Linked DNA regions of Homo sapiens: region 2 is linked to region 1. Evidence: chromatin loops called from intact Hi-C (ENCODE). Cell type or tissue: endothelial cell of umbilical vein. All regions are shown on one strand. Each heading gives the region's core, and the rest is flanking DNA. Links, peaks and the distances in the headings are about the cores only.

Evidence for each region. Peaks named below come from ENCODE experiments on the same cell type or tissue, not always from the same donor. Only the 100,000 strongest peaks of a DNase experiment are listed, where the experiment ranks them.
Region 2: a loop joins it to region 1, with 9 times the contacts of the local background. A loop is called at or near these places in 2 of 110 quality-filtered maps.

What each region holds. Positions count from the first base shown.
Region 1 is chr1:89,600,652-89,611,362 of GRCh38, forward strand. No RefSeq gene overlaps it. Among named protein-coding and RNA genes, the nearest start is that of LRRC8C-DT, 27 kb to the right of the region's middle. RefSeq lists an enhancer at 116-365. In endothelial cell of umbilical vein, for the core only: no CTCF peak of the experiment used is centred there; a DNase peak (open chromatin) is centred at 5,280.
Region 2 is chr1:89,291,596-89,302,306 of GRCh38, forward strand. It overlaps the pseudogene LOC100421401. Among named protein-coding and RNA genes, the nearest start is that of GBP5, 24 kb to the left of the region's middle. In endothelial cell of umbilical vein, for the core only: no CTCF peak of the experiment used is centred there; no DNase peak of the experiment used is centred there.

The sequences.
Region 1 (10,711 bases), core at 1,478-9,477:
AAACCTGAGTTAACTGGCACCAAATTTCCAATTACTCCAATGACATGTAGTTACTCCTTGTAAATTAATACCCCAGGCACCTGTTTAAGTGCACTTACCCTTAGTTCAGCACAGCCTAGCATGTGAGTACCTTGGATATGGCCATGACTATTTTCTTCTCAACAGGAATGAACGAGTTACCATTGTGGTGTGAAAAACTGTTTCTCCCTTGAAATGCTTCTCAGTCATTAAGGAGTAGGTGGGAAGGTTTCCCTTCTGGAGTTTCTGAAACTGCACCACTAGTGGGGGACTAAACACCACCTGTGTGAAGGGAGTTTCCTTCTAGTCTTTCCCTGAGCTTGGGTTGGATTCACACCCTTGTCTGTAGTAATGCATAGAGAAACTTCTCAGATCCTCAAGGGGAGAAAAGAACAGTTCTCTTTTTCAAGTGGATCAAACCACACTTTTCATAATAGATTGAGCCTTTCTCTGGCAGTTGTTCTGTGAAAAGGGAAAGCCTAAAGAAGTAGCCACGTGAAGAATTGATGCAACACGCATTAAGTGGCCTGAGGAAAATCTGCTTGGCTTGTGATATCAGAGCAGCACAATGCATGTCGGGAACCTCACTGGTGGCTTCAAATTGAGAAAAGAGAATAATCTAACTATTTAGTTCCTGATCCTTGAGTTTGGAGAGCATCACTGTAGGAAGAAGTATTGAGGTGGTATATGACAATAACTTTATTTTGCACCTCCTGTGTGCCAGGCAGTCTGCTAGGTTTTCCATGTGTACTCTCTCAATCCAGCCAACAACCCTATTTGGTATGTTGTTCTGATTTTACAGGTGAGAAAGAAGACTTTCAAATTATTACCATCCCAAGGTCTCATGACTGCTGAGAACAGGAACCATATTCAACCTACAGGTCTGCATAGCCTGTTTCTACAGAGATTAGCTGAACATTAAACATCAACTTTATCCTCTCATAACCACCTTGGAGTTTTGAAAACTCTGGTTTTCAGAGCTCAGTGGTCTCGTCCAGTCTGCTTTGATCCTAGTGCTTCCTCCTGCTCTATAGCTATCCTAGTTTCTATCTCCTCAGCCATAGTCACTTCCTGTATGTTTTATTTTCCTCCTCATCCTCTAATGTAATTCTGGATTCAGAGATCTTCCCAATGAGAAGAAACCATGGAGAATTTGCTGAGAAGGAAGGGTTAAGTGGCTTGTTGGAGATCACAGCCCCAGTGATTTAGGAAGATGGTACCATGATCTGTGCATGCCCCCGTTGAGTGCTCTTTTCACCCTACTGTGCTGGCTCTGAAGAGCACAGATAATCCGCATTTCACCAAAGACTAGTGGAAGAGCCAGATCAGCACCCATGTCTCCCACCTAACTCTAGAATCTGTGTATTCTCTAATAAGCTGCATTCATTTTAGTTGTAATCTGCATCTTAATGATAATCCCTTCCCATGCACAGTGCATCACTGTACCAGAGAACTTTAGGCCATTTTTCCCATTTCACATATAAGCAAACTGGGCTCTGAAAGAGACACCTTCAGTGGTTACCATTATTGGGAACTACTAAAGCACCTGCCATGAGCTTTATAAATATCATTAATCCTTAAAGCATATCAAGTAGGCATTACCTCTATTTTACAGGTTCAGGTAGCTTAACTAACATACTAGATTATATAGCTAGCATAGCACATGGAAGAGTCAGGTTTTAAACTGGGGACTCCATAGCACCATAGACTCTACTTTTTGTATACTATGCACTGCCATGGTCATATGGCTAGTAAGTGGTAGGGTTGTGAGCACACTCTAGGATTTTAACATCTAATTCAGTATTCTGTTCTTTATAATGTGCAGGCTCTGAATATTCTGAATGTTGAAAAAGATTGATACACATGTAGACATGTGCATGCCTACACACAGAGTTTTAAACATTTTAGTATAATTTCTTCCAAATAACCCATTTATTTATAAACTTTGATTATTTTGAAAGTGCATAGTTTATATTTTAATGTTTTAACCTAAATCTACATTTGCTGTCATTAGAAGAATGGAGTGTCATGCTGGATTTCTGACCCTGTGGGTGATGTTGGATAATGACCCCAACCTCTTAAAAAGAGTTGTTAACATTTAGTGTTTTTTGTTTCAGTTTGCAAATGAGGCTCACGTCAGTTTGGGTTTTATTAGAGAATGGAAGTTCCAGTTTAACTCCCTGAGAGTGCTGATTTATTATAGGAAAATGCTGGCAAACATTTTAGACTTACAAAATGACTTCTAATCACAGTTCAGGCTAAATTTGTTCTTCTGCTGATTTAGAATGTTGGAGAGTGAGAAGAGTGAGGAGGAGGGACAAGTTAGGCTGTCCTTATTGAATTCATGCCACGTTCCAGATAAGAAGCTGCCTTCCTTGCCCTGGAAGATGCTGTGACCCTGGCTTTGCCTTCTGGCTGAATGCACTACGAAGCAGGAAGAAAGCTTCAACCCCAGCTCTAACAATCCACTGCCATTTAACACTGGTTCACTTGGCATTTCCCCTGAGGTTCTTCAAAACGCTAGCCCTTTGAAATGTTTGTCATGTCAGGTCCACGTGAGTCACCTGCTCAGGTGTCCCCAAGGCCCGTTACACAGTGGGACTGTGGCTCTAAGGGGTCCCAGGCCCTCTCCACTGAGCTCTTCTATGAAAGGAAGATGACTTACCAAACGACCTTACTGGGACTTTGCACTATTTTTAAATTTTCTTCTAGAAGATGAAAGAAATTAGCTCTTCTCCCTTTTTCTTTCTCTCTGGTAGTGAGTATAATAATTTCTCCTGATGAACAGAGTGTCCATGGAGAATTTTTTCATGCTGGAAATAAGGCAGATGGCTTGGGTGTTGTCTCAGATCATCAGTAAAGGCCCCAGCTAAGTTAATGACTAGAAGGGCCTGGAAGAAATTAACATGCTTCTCAGGGTAAGCTGTGGCTTGGGGAAGTTGGTGAGGATGCTGGAGGATGTCTGACAGAGGGAGAGAAAATAGGGTTCTTTTGACTTCTGGGCTTCAGCACTAGCCCTCGTGATCCTGCCATTTCCAGTGTGATCTGCAGTGTGATCTGCATGCACAGGGTAGCAGCCTAACTGAGCCTTGTGAGTGGGTGGGCTTGGATGCTCGCTAGCTGGCCTTCCAACTCCAATATTCTGATCTACATAAAATGCTGAGTGAGTGGGAAGTGTTGATCATGTTTAATACTGAGTAATTTTCTTAAGAACTTGAGTATGTCATACATTTCTTTTTTCAGCTTTGGAAATGATTCACTTTTATGACACATGAATAAGACTTTTATTCACTAAAGAACCTCAAGCATAATAGCAAGTGAAGGAGGATGGAATTATCTTAAAGGGCTGTTCTGCAGTGCCTCCCCGTCAGGAGAGCCAAGTAGACAGTGAAGAGAAGCTATTTAGGGCAGTACAGTTAGAAACATTCCCAGCAGGGCCTTCACAATGCTCAGGTTACAATTCCCAGTTAAGAGAAATGTCCTGAGGTTGCACAGGTATAAAGGTGACCTGTGAGGTACTTGGCTGTCTTGGGCTTTAACACCAAAATTTGAAAGCTGAGGCTGACCCTTTATCACTGGCTTTCCTCCCAGAGTCTGACCTAGGGCAAATAGATGCCTGACAGTTTTAAGTTCTCCAGTTTCTGTTCAGCTGAGACCTGAGTGTCAGGTCAGCTAACAGGCTCCCCGTTGGAGAAACATGACTCTAGGTTTCAGTGCACTGAGAGATGTTAACTTCTGCCTGGTCTTAGGGTACAGCCCCACCTGGGTGCCAGCTCCAAGGGCAGACTATGCGCTCACCAGGTTCATCTGATAATGCAGTGGGCAGACATAGCTATGTGCTGTTCACTTGCTCTGTGCCCTCATGCCCAGTCTAAGACTGTCCAAGGCCCGGCCTAGTCTCTGCTTTATCTGGAAGAAGACAAGAGCATTTTCCTGGACTGACAGCCCAGAAGGTACTCATCTCCAACCTGGATCAGAGCCCTATTTTCACCAGTAACTCTTGAGTCATCTTGTACCTCTGAGCCTCAGCTTCCTCGTCTGTAAAATGTAAGCTTTATTTTATAAATATTGAGTGTCTGCTACTTACCCAGATGCTGCCTAAGGTATTGTGAATACAGTGGGGGACAGCAGGGACAAATAAGACCCACTCCTCATAGAAACAAACCTCATAAGATCTTAAGAGGATTCCACGAGATAATATGTGTAAAATGTTAGCATCTTGTCTGACCCTAGTGGTTGCTTTCTACGTTAGCTTTAATGAGTTTTCCTCCAAAGATGATAGAAAATATTTCAAAGTATGTCCTTTCCTGCCTTGGTCTGTGCACATGCATTTCTGCCAAAAAGGCTCTTCCTTAATTCCTATGCCTAGCTAACTCCTGTTCATCCAGTTCTCAGTATAAATGGTCACTTCTTCAAGGTGGCATTTTTCTGACCAGTCCATCCTTAGATCCCCCTGTTGTTTGTTCCCAGGGCAACTGGTACTATACTTTGAGGTATCCATCCTCTTGATAACTATGACTTATTTAGTGTCTGTTTCCCTGACTAGACTGTAAAGCTAGTGTAAACAGCATCCATGTTCACCAGAAATCTTGATGCTGAGCTTTGAGATTCTGCATAAACATCTGACCATCTTGCTGATATTTGAAGGGAATGTTCCCTTTCACATGAGAAAATTACATTGGACCAGAAAAGAAGAATCTGGCCCACCAGGAGCACATGGGTCCTTTCTTCCCTCTTTTCTCTCTCCTACCATGAAGAGGAGGGACGGCCAAGAAATGGCTGAAGAAAGGCCATTCCCAGGGCTGTACCCACATCTCTTAGAAGTAGCAGGTAGTCAGGGAACATAGGATGGAGAGTTGGGTTCCCCATTGTTCACAGGAACTTACCCAGTACCCATTCAAGGACCTACTGGGAATGGGGCAGTAAGGGTCTTCTTTGATACCATCTGCCACAGCCACACCCTTGTCCGTTCTCACCACAGCCAGGCAGCATGACTTAAAGGAGGTCTTGTTTCTTGTAACTATAGATAGTAGAAGCTTGATAAAATGAAATCTAAGGTCATAAGACTGGAATGGTGTCAGCCGCAGAAACGTCTCTGTCACCTTGTGTGAAAGATGCCCCCAGCCTCAGTACCTTTTGGAAGAGACCTTGGCAAAAATACAGCTGTTTACATGTGACTCACCAGAAATGTGAATGTTCTTGCCCTTTTGTGCCCTGTGGGATTTAACAAAGCAGCAATGTGACCTGACCCCAGTGGTTTTCTTTTGGCCAGAATCCAAGTCCTCCAGGCAGTGCTGGACTTCCCACATGCATTCCTGCCAGCCCACTATATGGAACTACAGGGCAGTCCTCTCTGCCAAGCCTTTCTAACCTCTATGTCTTTGTCCAGGCTGTTCCCTCAACCAGAAGTTCCTTTTTTCCATACATACACATATGAATAAACCTCAATTCATTCTTCAAGACTAAGATGATATCACTCTATAACTCCTCTAATCACCCTCTTTCCCCAAATTGGAGTTAGTTATTCTGAACCCTTATACCAATGTAGTGAGGTTATGGATTTCCCGCTCAGTCATCTGAAGGCAGAAACCAAATCTCGTTCATATTTGTGTCCCCTTCCACTAATATAGTATCTGCACCTATAATTTGTTACAGTATTCTACACTGTAGGTGCATAATGAATAAATAGCTGAAAGCTGGGCATTTGCAAGGTGTGTGCTGGCCAGTGGGTCAGCCAGGATGCCTAAGGGCAAAGGCACATGCCAGAAACCACTAATGGAGACTTTTGTGGACAAATTGTTGAAACAGTGAGAAGTTGTTAAATCCTTGTGGGTAAGAAAATGGCATAAGGAAGTAGTACTTTGGATACAGTCTTTGAGGGCATGGGTACAATGATGTTAAAGGAAGAAAACTGACATTTATTCTATAGATGGGGGAACTGAGGCTTGGGGAAGTTAAGTGATTTGCCAAAAGACACACAGCTAGTAAGCAAAGGAAACTGGTTTAGAATCTAGATCTGGTTTCAAAGTTTGTGTTCTTAAACAGTATGTGAAAACTCAACCACATCTGCATACACTACCTTGAACTAGTGTCCTTTAGATCTTCAGGGTATTCCCCTCCCAACTGTGTTAAGTTTGATGGCAGAATATCACTAGCCCTCATGGGGCCTCAGTTTCCTCTTCAGTAAATGAGGATAGTTGGGCTAAGTGACTCTAAGGCCACTTTTAGGCTCTGAGATGCTATGATTCTCTGTAGAATACAAATGGACTTTCTAACCTGGAAGTCAGCTTGGTCAAAACATGAGCGTACTTGTGTATTGGGCCTGAAAATCCTTCTCAGGTGTTGCAGTCATGATTCCAATACACACAAAAAGCTGGGAACTATTATCTTAGAGGTCTAATCATTTGTCCCAAATGAGTATTCAAATACACTCAGGCATCTAAGTTTTCTGAACTCATAGAAAGTTCCTGTTTATCCGAAGTCTACTTAAGTCACAGCAAAGTTTCCACTCATTCTCCAGGCTTTCCATGTTATTCCAAATCACACTGAAATAAAGTTCAGTATTGCATTACCCACACCTATGGCACCCAACCCCCAGGCCCCCACCACCTCACCCCATCACACAAGTCTCAATCAAGCATACATGCACTTCTCTGACACTAGGCTGAATCTTAGGGTGGAACACATCTGAAAATGTCTGTGTGGTTCAGAATGAACTCTGAAAAAGTTTCCGCCCATACCATTGAATAACATCCTGTTGTTTTGGCTTTTTTTTTTCTATCAAATCTGTGCAATAATGCCTTTGATTTGGCTTTCATTTACAATGATCTGCCTGATACCATTTCTCTGAAACATTCGGAACCAGATACAATCTTATTATAGTCAGCTACATAAAGTGGACCTTTCAGAGCATAAAGAAACATCTGTCCTCCATCTGTTGTGCCTGAAAAATAGGACTTTCAATAGAGCACTTTGTAGGGCACTAGTGCTTTTAATGGGCAAGAAATCCATTTCTGACTAAAATCTCAATAAATATATCTAAAAGAATATTTTCATCTTACAAACTGTCTTTCAAAGAGCACTTCAAAGGCCACTCTAGCAAAGTGGCATATTAAGAACATCGTCTCTAGACTCAGCCAAACCTGGTTCAAATACTTGCTTTGTGGATATACTGGCTGTGTGATCTTGGAAAGTTATTTAACCCTGATAATTTTAAGTTTTCTCGGGGATGTAAAATAGAATGCTAGCATCTACCCTGAGAGATAATATTTTTAAAGAGACTGGCACATGGTACAGCACCAAATACACATCAGCTGCTGTTCCTGTTTTGTTATTGCTGCTAATACTAGGAGCGGAATGGCCTGATTCCTGATGCAGCTGAATGAACACGGGATTTGGAATCAGAAAACCTGATTTTGCACTCTACCATTGCCACTGACTAGTCAGATGACCCTGGGGAAATCACTGAATGCTTCTCAACTTAGCTTCTTCATCTGCAAAACAGGGAAAATAAAAATAGCTATCTCACAGATAACAACTGTGAGGTTCAGATAAGGTGATTTACGTGAATTTCCTTTGCTAACTTCTAAACTCTGTACATATGAGTTCCTTGGTGATTGTTAGTGTTATGGGCTGAATGTTTGTGTCTTCCCCTAGAATTTATACATTGAATCTCTAACCCACAATGTGATGGTATTAGGAGGTGGGGTTTTGAGGGGTAGTTAGGTTTAGATGAGGTCACGAGGGTGGAGCCCCGTGTTAGAATTAGTATCCTTACAAGAAGTGACTAACAGCTCGCTCTTTGTCTGTGTGTGTCATGTGAGGACACAGCAAAAACTCAGCCGCCTACAAGCCAGGAAGAGGGCCCCCACCAAGAACTGAATCTGCCAACACCTTGATCTTGGACTTCCTAGCCTCTGGAACTGTGAGAAACAAAGTGTCTGTTGCTTAAGCCACCCAGTCTAGGATACTTGTTATCACAGCTCAAACTGACTAAGACCGTTAGTAACAACACCAGAACTGAAGAATGTATCAAATTTTCTTATTCAGAAATTTTTATTTACAAAAACCTTAGTGACGTGCTTAAGTAATTGTAGCTGATTTCCACTTAGTCACGGAAGTGAGGACTCTTTGCAGGGACTAAGGTAGCATCAGGTGCAGAACGTCTGCCTTTCCCAACAAAACTTTGTCATCACTGTGTACTCACCTTAGACCTGGTCTCTGTGAATGTTTAAAATGTGACCTTTCTGTTGGTGATGGGTCAGGAAAAAATAAGAAATTAAGAAAAATTTTAAAAACGTGTCCTGGTCTATTGCCAATGTATCTGAAGAGGTAGTGTTACGGGATCTTTGGGGTGTCACTTTTCTGGCCGGAAACCTCTGTGGCTGGTGGTGCCTTTGTCTGAGTTTTGCTCGGCCCGCTAGGCTTGTTCCACCCACTCAGCCTGGCAGGCTGCACTCAGCTCACGATACCGGTCTGGATCCCATGCCCCTAAGGGAGACTGCGAGTCAGGCGTGGAGTGGCAAGGGATGTGTAAGCGAGCATGGGGTCTGGCCACTGCGCAGTCAGACATGCCGGCTGCTACCACAGGGCGGGCAGCTCCACGTGCCAGCACAGGCACTGGTTCTCTGTGAGGCTGCAGCTGGACCAGGTGCACCACGAGCAGCTTCCTTGGCTGGCACCAGGGAATGTAGTGGCACCCAGAAACTTGGAAACATCAGGAACTGCAGAGCCCCAAAGAGGGAGTCAAAGCCCTGGCTCTAGGAGCTCCCAGGTCTGGGCTTCCCGAAGGGTCACAGCTCTTCTCTCCTTTTCACCCACAACGTGGCGAGCAAGGGGCATGTTTCAGCCCTGTTGGGGTTATAGATCTTTTAGCTTCGCCATTGGGCAGGCCCTGAGTTCTTGACCTGCGACCAGGAAGAATGAGGTGCACAGACAAGTGGAGGGTGAGCAAGACAAAGAGGAGCTTTTTTGAGCGATAGAACAGCTCAGAGGAGACCTGCAGTGGGTATCTCAGCCAGTGTTCAGCTCTCATCAGAGAGGGTAGCTCCTCTCTGCTAGGCAGGTCATCCTGATGAGTGTCTAGCTGTCAGCAGAGAGGGTAGTTCCTCTCTGCAGCTGGTCATCCCATTGTCTTCTCAGCTCTCAGCAGACGGGAGACACTGAGGTGGGTAGTTCCTCTCTGTAGCGGGTCATCCCACCATTTCCCCGTCCTCTCTCTATCCTCTCTCTGTCCTCTGCCGGAGTCTGGCTGAATCCAGGGTTTTTATGGGCCTCAGAGGGGAGGAAGTGTGTGCTGATTGGTCCATGGGTGGCCATGGGCTGGCCCAGAAAAAGCACTACAAGTCCTCCCTCCGGTCCTTGGAACTGGCAGCCTGGCCCTCAGGCTTCGAGTCCTCCCTGGTTTGAGGGTGGGGCTTCACTAGGCACCAGTCCCCTTCCACCCAGGAGCCAGTCGGCCTCCTGCTACTGTTCATGACACCCAGGCTGTTCATGCCAAGGGACACCTGCAGGCCAGCACCAGGCTGTGCTCAGCACCCGCCTCGGCATCCCTCCCCACTGTGCTTGTCAGTGCCCAAAGTCCAGAGGGGGCTGAGGCGGCAGGGGCCTGGCATGTCAGCACTGCCTCGTGTGTGTGTACACCCAGCCCGGCTGTGACATCGCCCACACTTGGCCTCAACTCCACCCTGTGATTGGAGCCAACAGCAGGGAGAGGCCAGGCAGTGGAAGCAGACACCTTCAAGCCTACGGGGGCTAACAATGGGGATTCCCAGGTCCCCTGAGAGTGCAGAGATGCCCGGGTCTGCAGCTGCAACCTGGGCGGCCGTAGAGGCGCCTGGGAGGGTGGGGCTCCTGCCTGCTCCTCGCTCCTGCAGGCTCCGTGGAACGCTGCACCACTCCTGGCCCAGCTCCACCTCGGGGCTCCTCTCTGCGTGCCCTTCTGTGCCCAACCATGCTGCCCCCACACCAGGGGGCAATTCAGCCTGGCCTCATCGTGGAGGCTCCCAGGGCAGCAGGCTCCAGGGGGCTCCCAGGGGCAGGCTCCTCCGGGGACTATCCACCTCCTCCCCACACCTCCCCACAGAGGCGGTAGGCAAGAGAGATGACACGGGGCCAGGGTAACAGAGTGGCAGAGGCTCTGGGCCTGGGAGTGGGTCCCGCCTGGCTGCAGCCAGTGCAATGGCAGCGGCTGCTCTGGATGGCCCACCACTGCCATCAGCAGTAAGATAGAAAAGGGCTGTCAACTTGCCTGCTGGGTGTTGTTTTGATGTGGTAAATGTGAGTTTTTCAGATTGTATCTCCCTTCCCTTCCAAGTGTATTCAAAACAACTAGCAATTCAGCTACTTTCTGCCCTTCTGCGTACCTGATCTCTTTTGTCCATTTTGTAGTATGGAAGTCACTGGGCTGGAGTTTTTTATACCAGTCAGACCTGCCTCCTCAACTTCCCAGCTGTGTTATCTTAGACAAGTCAGGCAACCTTTCTACAGCTCAGTTTTCTCATCTGCAAAATGGGGAAGAATAATAACCATGTTTCAAGGTGATTAAGAAAATTGAAACAACATATATAAAATTCTTAGTCATATCTGACACCCAATAGGTACCTATCACCTTATCTTCCTTCCCTTGAATCTTCTTCTTACCCACTTCTCACTCCCTATGCCTGATTATTGAGCCCTCTCTGGGGTCCTTGGT
Region 2 (10,711 bases), core at 1,266-9,265, 310 kb before region 1:
ATATAACAGTGAGGGTGGCCAGGTGTTATATGACATACACACTTTAAGTAGAACAAAAAGCATCTATCAAGACCAGAATAGAGAGACACACTCCCGAACACAGTGATATGCCCATCAAAAGGCTATGAGGGCTCCTTATCACCCTGTAAGGAAGTGTCCCAGGCCCAAAGCCACTCTTATGTGGTCATGAAGGGGTTGAAAGACTGTGCACATGAGACCACCTTTCCCAATAGTCCACCCCTCCCCTGACCCCTTCTGGGACACTGTAATGACAGATAAAACCTATTAAATCTGACAAGACCACTACCTGCCTCAAATTGAAAGATGGAGCTGGGTTTGAGTCTGCTGTGCCTCTGAACAACCTGTATGCATGCAGTTTGCTTTCAGAGCCTCCTTGTCATTTTGAGACAGCACTTCATCAGGTTCACTGGAAGAACCAGACCCAGGAGGATGATCAGGCCTTCCTGGAAAATGGTCCTCAACCAACAACATGAGTGCTTGGATTAAGCCAACTAAAGAGGTAAAAAAAAATGAGTGTAGAGAGAATGCAGGTGTACAGCTAATAACCATCCAGTTGAGCACCCCACCTTCTCCAATTCAGTTTCTACATTCCCTAAATTATTAAGGTATAAACAGCAACAAGTGTTGGCAATACCTACCTGTTTGGCCAGCACATAATTGAAGGCTATTCAGTTATCTATCACTATGGTGGTGAGTGAGTTCAGTGAGACTTACTGGTCTTGAAGCATGAAGAACATCCAAGTTGTCGTGTACAAGTAATTCTCTTACAACAAGATTGTAGGACAAGACAGTCTTCACTCTGGGATGACAAATCCAGCATTGTTTGAGTTTATCTCCTCTCTCCATAGCTGTGCTGATTCTCTTCAGGGTGTTGTTATGCCAGGCAGGGCAGAGGCTTCTGCAGCAATGAGATGAGGAAAGATTAGTGCTTCCTCACTCTACTGTTGATCCACAAACCTTCAAAGGCTGCAGACGCTCTTATCCAATTATCTGGGTGAGGATTGCCTGGGATAGCCACTCAAGCTGTCTATTTGAGTCCTAAGGTTACAACTTCTGCAGGGACATGCTGCCCTTATTGCTTGACCCAAATCCTTTGGCCTTGGTTGTCCAATTCAGGAAGAGGATCACATGTTGAACACATTTGTTATATTCTATAATATCACCCAGCTGTATTGAGGGGCCTGGAATCCCAGGTGTGATCAGAGGAATGCTGGTTCCTCAACATTCTGTTGCTCCTTTCTCCATCCACATTGAGAGGCACCAGAAGGTAGCATTGCCTCCAGGTTTGAATTGGGAGGCCCTATTATGGTGCCATTGTAGCCCAGATCACAACCACCTTTGGGGAGTACTTTCCTGTAGGAAAATAGATAAAGAATGATTGGATATACTGAGATTGGGATTTTGAAGGTGCAGCCCAATCAAGAAACTCCCTGGTCCCCCACCTCCTCCCAGCTCAGTATTTCCCAGCATGAATTGCAGTGCCACGTTTAATGTCAAAATGGATTTTCTTAGTGTATTAGTCTGTTCTCATGCTGTTAATAAAGACATACCAGAGAGTGGGTAATTTATAAAGGAAAGAGGTTTAATGGACTCACAGTTCCACATGGCTGGGGAGGTCTCAAAATCATGGCAGAAGGCAAAGGAGAAGCACAGGCACATCTTACATGGCGGCAAGCAAGAGAGCATGTGCAGGGGAACTCCCCTTTATAAAACCATCAGGTCTCATGAGATGTATTTGCTATCACAAGATCAGCATGGGAAAAACCTGACCCCATAATTAAATTACCTCCCACCAGGTTCCTCCCACAACACGTGGGGATTATTACCATCCAAGGTGAGATTTGGGTGGGGACACAGAGCCAAACCATATCAGTTAGACAGGAGTGTCATCCTGTAGTCCTTCCTGATGATCTTTGTCTAGTTACTGCTTGAGCCACACATTTTATCATTTTATTACCCCATTTCTCTGGGTGAAATAGGGAAAATGCAAGATCCATCTTATGCCATGGGAACATGTCCACTGCTCTGTAGCTTGAGCAGTGAACACAGTGCTTTCATCAGATTGAAATTTTGCTGAACATATGCAAAGGTGCTTTTATAAAGCTACAGCAGTAGTTCTCTTGTCTACATGCTACACTGAAATGGTAGTCCCATATTCAGAACATGCATCAACAGTGGTGAAACACCACCAGAATCAGTGACTGGAAACTAGTGGTTTGATGTGGTCATTTTGCCATATTCATGTGGGTCCTAAACCCTGGTTAATTCAGGCTAGTTTATCACATTGCACAGCCTGGGTTACTGACAGAAATCACACTGCTGTGTTCTATCTTTGGCTTTTATTTTTCCTAGGGCAGGTCCTTATGATCTGGCCCATTCTTGCATCTGAGGTGGGCTCTGGGTCACATTCTATGGAGAACCCAATGAGCAACTGTGACAATTTTCTGAGCTCATGCTGGGTCAGCTCATGAGTGCCATCCACATTCCCTTTTGAATGGTCCTCTGCCATAGGTGTCAACACAAGTGATGAATAGGTGTCTTTTCCAGTCCATAAGCTGCTTCTACATTCCTGGTTTCTGCAGAGAAGCTCTTAATGGTCCAATCATTAATCTGCCAGTCACTGGACCATACGTAAATAAGTAGGAGGGAGTTGCTGTTGGAATACCTACACAAGTATTATTACCATGTAGAGCTTGGCCCATCAGGCCATGCATCCTTTTCTGGTCTGTCAAAACATGGCCATCCTTGGGGCATATGGCCACAGTGGCCCAGTGGACTCCAGCAGCTTTGAGTTTCATGGAACCATCCATTAATTAAGCCATATCATCAGCTGAAACATCTTCAAACTGAGGACCACATTTAGCTAAGGGAAAGGAGGGAGCATCCCATACAGGCCATTCAGCCCCCTCTCTAGCAAAGCAGCTACTTATTTACTCTCATTTGTAAAATTATTCTTCTATAACTTTCAGAAGGGTATCCTATAAGCTTATTTTAATGTTTTTCAGATTAATGCAAATTTGTTTTTTTCTTCTCCTCTGTATTCTAAACAACTGTTTACATTTCACTTTAAATTAATGAATCCAGCCAACATTTATTCTATCTTTTGTTTGCCAGGTATTGATATCCCATATTAGATGCTTTTTCTATTTTCATATTAAAATTTTGGTGAAGGACAGAAAAATGCATACAGACATAAAAATAAGTCAGAACAAAAAAGCTGTATCAAAAATGTTTTAAATTGCTTTAAATTATTATTCAAAGGAAATAAATTCAAATAGTAACAACATACATTTTATAATATCAACAGAGGGTAAAATTAAGACATTGCAAGCCATTGTGGTTGTTTTTCACAAATTTTTTCCTTTGACTTTGAAGTACAATTGTTTTAAGTGTTTTGCACATCGTCACTCGCTTTTCTTAGTTATTCAACTTGGTTATAAAAATACAGCAATAGGAAAGTAAATGGTAAACTTCTTAACATCTTCATTTTTTCAAAAATATGACTTTATATTAACAGCTTGTAACACTGTCTATATTTTTCTTTTAAAAGTGTTTTCATCATGAGAGGATGTTTGCAGCAGGAATATATCCTGGTTTGACTGGGAAAGTGAGAGGAAGCTATCAACACTTCCAGATAAGAAAAAAGAGAATTCTCTCTATGCTGTGTGCTTGTTCAGGCAGGCTATCTTCACCTGGAGACAACTGCCACTAGATTAGCTGTCAGTTCCCTGCATTTCTGAGTGTGCATATCTGCTAATTTTAGGTCAGTGTGGGCCTATCTTAGGATCTTTGTGTGGTAGGAGGGTTTCCGGTTTTAGGAAACACACTACCACAAAAAGATAACCTTGGCAAAGATAACCAATTGCTGCTTATATTAGATAACCCTAGTTAGAATATCCACCTGGTAAACCTGGGAACCCCATTTAATATTGGCTCCATGAGATCATCTGGAGTAATTCAAAACAGCACAAACCCTGGGAAAGTTATTTATATTTTATAAATAACTTTATAAAATAACAGTATTTTATAAATAACTTTATAAAATAACAGTATTTTATAAATAACTTTATAAAATAACAGTATTTTATAAATAACTTTATAAAATAACAGTATTTTATAAATGCTTGAGTTACCAGAATCTTAACAGAACTCTCCAAAGACACACTGTGAACAGAACTTAGAGGCCATGAATAAACCATTAAAAAAAAAACAGTTATTTAGGTTTGAATATAATACATGACAACGATGTCCTCTCTATGCCTTTGCTTTAATTTTCACCCATCCTATCCTGAAGTACCATGGCATTGCCCAGAAAGCACTGCCTAGATCCAGGCCAGACTCATCTCAAGCTTCAGAGTCTTCTGATCCTGCTCTCTCAGTAGGTTTTCCTTTTCTTTCACTCCTTTCTCAGTTGGGCTTTGATTTCCACAAAGCTCCTCTCTTGAGCCTCCAAGTTTTGCTGCTGTTCTTTACACCTTTGCTTGAGAAGCATTTTTTTCCTTTTCAGGTGATTTTTTTTTTTTTTTTTTGGCTCGCTTTGCTGATCCGTGAAGGTTTTTGAGAGGGAAGAAAAAGAACAGTCAGACGTGAGTGCCATACATCCCTTCTCAGATATCAAACTGCTGTTGAAAAGGCAGATGGGAAATATTTGAATTCATCCAGTGGCCATACAATAAGAGCAAACTTCAGAATGTGATGGGCAAGACACAGCTGTCTGGCTGACGCTCTACCACAACTCTGTTGTTATTTTCACATTTAGGAAGCTCCTTGTTTCAGAAAATCCTCCCATCAGATCTCTCAAACAGCCCTGCAGGAAACTACCCACCCTGATGGAAGCTGAGACCTGCCCCTGTACCTTGCAAGGCCTTGGATTTCCACAGGTTGGATTCTATCCACATCTGCTACAACCACAGCAAGCGCTGGAGAGCTCAATTATTTTGAGGAACCAAGAAAAGGCCAAGACACATCACGCAGGTCAAACTTAAACTTCCAATGAAATACTCTGAGGAGAAATTCTGTTCCAATTAATGTTTCCTTATTCTTTGCCTGCCCACACAAGTTTTCAAGATCTTGCTTGTATTGCTCCCCCTCCAACCTCCCCTGCCAATGTTGCTTCTCCCCATCAATGCTAGGTTCCACCACTTAGAAAAATGCGTACCTTTATAAATGCATAACTTCTGGTGCTTTCATATTTTCACATGTTTTTTTCTGCCTATGGGTCTTCTCTTTAGAAGTTAAAGAGGCAGAAAAACATCTGCAGCTAGATTAGCTGTCAGTTCCCTGCATTTCTGAGTGTGCATATCTGCTAAATCTAGGTCAGGATCTCCGTATGGTGGTAGGGTTCCCGTTTTTAGGAAACATACTACCACACAAAGATAACCTTAAAATAACCAATTGCTGCTTATATTTAACCCTAGTTACAATATCTACATGGTAAACCTGGGAATCCCATTTAATATGGCTCCATGAGATAATCTGGAATAATTCAAAGTAGCAGCACAAACCCTGGGAAAGAAAAAGCATCTAAACTTGGAGAGCATGAACACATTCTTCAAAATTTACATCACACTCCTCTTTCAGGAAGTTTTCCTAGCCTGCCTTCCCTTCAAGAATTGAATGTGCACTTTAAATAGGTAAAATATATAGTGTGTAAATTAGATTTCAACCAAGTCATTAAAATAAAGCAAAATCTAACAAAAATAAATTCGAATCACTCCCAACTTGGAAAAGTGCTCTCTATAAGACTATTGATATGTTTCTTACTTCCTTGGGCCTCCCTGTGTAATGTTGATTTTACAGCACATAATCTCTATGGTATCTTGCTGCTGGAACATCCTGGGAATCCACCTACAGGATAAATAACAGTGGTGTTATGGTCCGAAGGTTAGTGTCCCCTAAAATTTATATGTTAGGACCAAATATTCAATGTGATAGTATTAAGAGGCAGGGCTTTTAGAAAGTGATTTGAATGGGATTAATGCACTTATAAAAGAGGTTGAAAGGAGTGACCCTTCTCCTTCCATCATGTGCAGATACAGCAACAAGGCACCATCTTTGAAGCCAAGAGCAGCTCTCACCAGCCACCAAATCTGCCAGCACTCTGTCTTGGATGGCCCAGCCTCTAGAACTGTAAGAAACAAATTTCTGTTTACAATTTACCTGGTCTAAGGTATTTTGTTATAGCAGCCAGAATGGACTAAGACAAGTGATATAACTAAAAGCAAAATAAATATAAAGAAAGACTAGGCCAGGTGCAGTGGCTCACACCTGTAATCCCAGCACTTTGGGAGACTCAGGTGGGTGGATCATTTGAGGTCAGGAGTTCGAGTCCAGCCTGGTCAACATGGTGAAACCCCACCTCTACTGAAAATACAAAAATTAGCTGGGCGTGGTTGTGGGCACCTGTAGTCTCAGCTACTTGGTAGGCTGAGGCAGGAGAATTGCTTGAACCCGGGGGGTGGAGGTTGCAGTGAGCTGAGATCACACCACTGCACTCCAGCCTGGGTGACAGAGTGAGACTCTGTCTCAAAAAAAAAAAAAAATGACTTGGTAAGAAAATCTTCCCAGAGAAACTTGGGTTGCTATGAATGGAAAAGAGTCCACAGAAAACATGACAAATTCAAAATAACTAAAATTACAAGCACATAAGGTGACTTTTCAAGTATTCACTAAAGGAGGATATAAGAAGGTCAGTCCTGAATTTGCTTCAGAAGTCAGACAGATTTCCAGATAAAAATTATCTGGAATTTATAGAGAACTGTGTTACTCTATTTTATCTCCAAGTTTGGAGGAGAAAGAGATAAAATAGAGTAATACAGTTCTCTATAAATTCCTTACTCAGAAGAATCTCCTATGAATGATAGGTAATCTTATTGCCTATAAAGTGGCCACTAGCTATTATTCTAAAATTAAGGTAACAGAGCCAACTACTAAGACAAAGTATCATGAAATGCTTGTCATACTAGAAGGATGCTATATGAAAGCTTTGAAATGAGCCAGGTAAGGCATCTGCAGGACTTGTCTGTGAGAACATCACTCTGTAGGGCCAGTGTGTTCTCACTCTGAGTCAGAGGTGTTTCTGCATTTTCCAAATAATGAAACCATTCCACTGTTGATGATATTCACATAAGTCACTACCAGAATCCCCAGCCCTGAAAGAGGCAGGAAATTTGGGACATCAATGGGATTCAAATATTGGGACTACAGTTCTAAAATCACAAGCAAACTCTACACAGTGTGAATACCGTCATAAGTCCTATCTTTTCTTACTAAATTCACCTTTATCTTCCTATTCACTCTTGTGTGTTTCTCAGGTCACTGTATTTAAACAATTAATTATTTTTTTCTTTAGTTAATATGCTTGAGATATCCTGGAAAAACAATTTCCTGGTGAAGCATATTACAAACAAACTAGACTAGAGAGGTGAATACGTAGGCAGGGTAAATTAGATTATTTGTCCTGTTAAAATTCCACTTATGAATTATTCGAAATTTAGTTTGAATTAAGATATATCCATATCCATATTTCACATTCTTAGTGAAGAGGGCACTTATCATATCCAACATCTCTTCTTGGAAATTATGGTAGCCTTCATGTTATGTTTACATAATCTTGCTATAAAAATAGAGATATAGAGAACCATTTAAATATATTGAGAGTCAAGTATTTGCTTGTAGACCCATGGAATAATTGTACTGTTAACACTCAACTGTATGAAATGAAACTTTTATTTTGAATGTAAATGGAGAGCTCCATATGTATAGAACACATATGACCGGGCACAGTGGCTCACACCTGTAATCCCAGCACTTTAGGAGGCCGAGGCGAGTGGATTGCCTGAGCCCAGGAGTTCGAGACCAGCGTGGGCAACATGGCAAAACAAAGTCTCTACTAAAAATATAAAAATTAGCCAGGCTTGGTGGCGCATGCCTGTAATCCCAGCTACTCAGTAGGCTGAGGCAGGAGAATCACTTGAATCCGGGAGACAGAGGCTGCAGTGAGCTGACAATAGAGTGGAAAAAAAAAAAAGAAAGGAAGAAAACCACATATATGGCAGAATATCACCACGGGTGAATTTTAATTTATTAATTTATTTTATTTCACTTTTAGTTGTATGACTTGTCTTAGTCTATTCTGACTGCTCCAACAAAATACCTTAGAGTGGATAAATTATAAACAATGAGTGTACTTGCTCCACAGCACTGCAGGTGACTGTGCTCAGTACTAACTAGTTCTCCGTAGCTGCCAACTCACCCTTGCTCTGTTTCCTCCCTCTAAGGTTTTGCTTCTAATTTATAAACACTGAAAACAAACTAAGAATGTTAATCATTCCCAGAAAGGAAATGGAGTGAAAACTGAAGCTGAAAGTAAAATTAGCTCGTGGGGTTTTTAAATATTTAGAAAAGGCATGCTGAGTTAATATCTAGAACATGACAAAGTATAGATGCAATGAAGGTTACAAAATTCCAGTAACTATTTACATTAGCAAAGACTTGGAACCAACCTAAATGCCCATCAATGATAGACTGGATAAAGAAAATGTGGCATATATACACCATGGAATACTATGCAGCCATAGAAAGAATGAGATCATGTCCTTTGCAGGGATGTGGATGAAGCTGGAGACCATCATTCTCAGCAAACTAAAACAGGAACAGAAAACCAAACATCACATGTTCTCACTCATAAGTGGGAGTTGAACAGTGAGAATACACGGACACAGGGAGGGGAAAAACACACACTGGCACCTGGCACCTATCAGGGGGTGGGGGACAAGAGGAGGGAGAGCATTAGGACAAATACCTAATGCATGCAGGGCTTAAAACCTACATGACAGGTTGATAGGTGCAGCAAACCACCATGGCACATGTATACCTATGTAACAAACTTGCATATTCTGCACATGTATCCTGGAACTTAAAGTAAAAATATATACATACAAGTATATAGAAAATTCCAGTAACTGCAGTTACAACTTAGTACATGTTGCCTGACTAGCTTTCTTGTTATTACCCCATCTTGCCATTAGCAGATGAGTACGGTGTATTTTAGTGGGAATTTTGCTGTGTTTATATTTTTAGACTTCATATAGATTCCTGAAGGTGTAGATTAATGTTTTTAATCAAATTCTGGGAGTTATGGTCATTTAATTATTTTTATGTGTTATTGAACTTCTCAATGCCAGAGTTTCTGTTTTTTATAACTTCTATCTCCTTATTGAAATTATTATATCATGAGTCAATGTCATCATATTTTGCTTTGATTCTTTGAACAATGTATTAACGTTAATTACTTGGTATCTTTGTTCTTTAGTTTCTTTGATGTCTTGCCTAGACTAAGTCTCTACAGTCTGAGGTCCTCCTATGTGCAGCAGCTGGTGGCTCTGTTCAGTTATACTTTTTTTGAGATTTTTAAGATTTTATTTATAGTAGACACACAATAATTGCAGATGTTTTGAAGATACAGTGTGATGTTTCAATGCATGTATGCATTATATAATGATAAAATCAGGGTAGTTATGTCAATCACCTCAAACCTTTATCATTTCTTTGTGATGATAACTTTCAAAGATCCTTTATTCTAGCTATCTTGAAATATACAACACATTGTTATTAGCTACAGTCACCCTACTGTGTAATCGAACATGTAAGTTATTCTTCCTAACTGTAACTTTATACCCATTGACCAACTTCTTGCCATCCTCCGCACCTCTCCCCACTTTCCCATGCTCTGGTAACCACTACTCTCTACTTTTATGAGATCAACTCTCTTAGATTCCACATATGAGTGAAATCATGCAGTATTTGCCTCTCTGGGCCTGGCTTATTTCACTCAACACAACATCCGCCAGTTTGATCCATGTTGCCACAAATAAAGGATTTCATTCTTTTTTTAAGGCTGACTAGTGTTCCATTGTGTATATGTACCACATTTTCTTTATCCATTTATCCATCCATAGACACTTAGGTTAATTCTGTATCTTCGTTATTGTGAATAGTGCTGCATTAAACATTAAAGAGCAGATATCTCTACAATATGCTGATTTTAATTCTTTTGGATATATATACACAATAGTGGAATTTTGGACTCTATGACACTCTATTTTTAATTTTCTGTAGAACTTCCATACTGTTTTCTATCATGTCTATGCTAAATTTCCTTCCCACTAACTGTGTGAATAGTGTGTAAGAGTTCTCCATTCTCTGCATCCTTGCCAGTATTTTTTTGTTGTTGTCATTTCGATAATAGCCATTCTAACTGGGGTGAGGTAGAGTGTGTGGAATTGGTGGGTTCTTGGTCTTGCCGACTTCAAGAACAAAGCTGCGGACGCTCGCGGTGAGTGTTACCGTTCTTAAAGACGGTGTGTCCAGAGTTTGTTCCTTCAGATGTTCACATGTGTCTGGAGTTTCTTCCTTCTGGTAGGTTCGTGGTCTTACTGGCTCAGGAGTGAAACTGCAGACCTTCGTGGTGAGTGTTACAGCTCATAAAGGTGGTGCAGACCCAAAGAGTAAGCAGCAGCAAGATTTATTAGGAAGAGCGGAAGAACAAAGCTTCCACCACGTGGAAGGGGACTCCAGCAGGTTGCCAGTGCTGGTTCGGGCTGCCTGCTTTTATTCCCTTATCTGAACCCACCCACATCTTGCTGATTGGTCCATTTTGCAGAGAGCAGATTGGCCCATTTTACAGAGA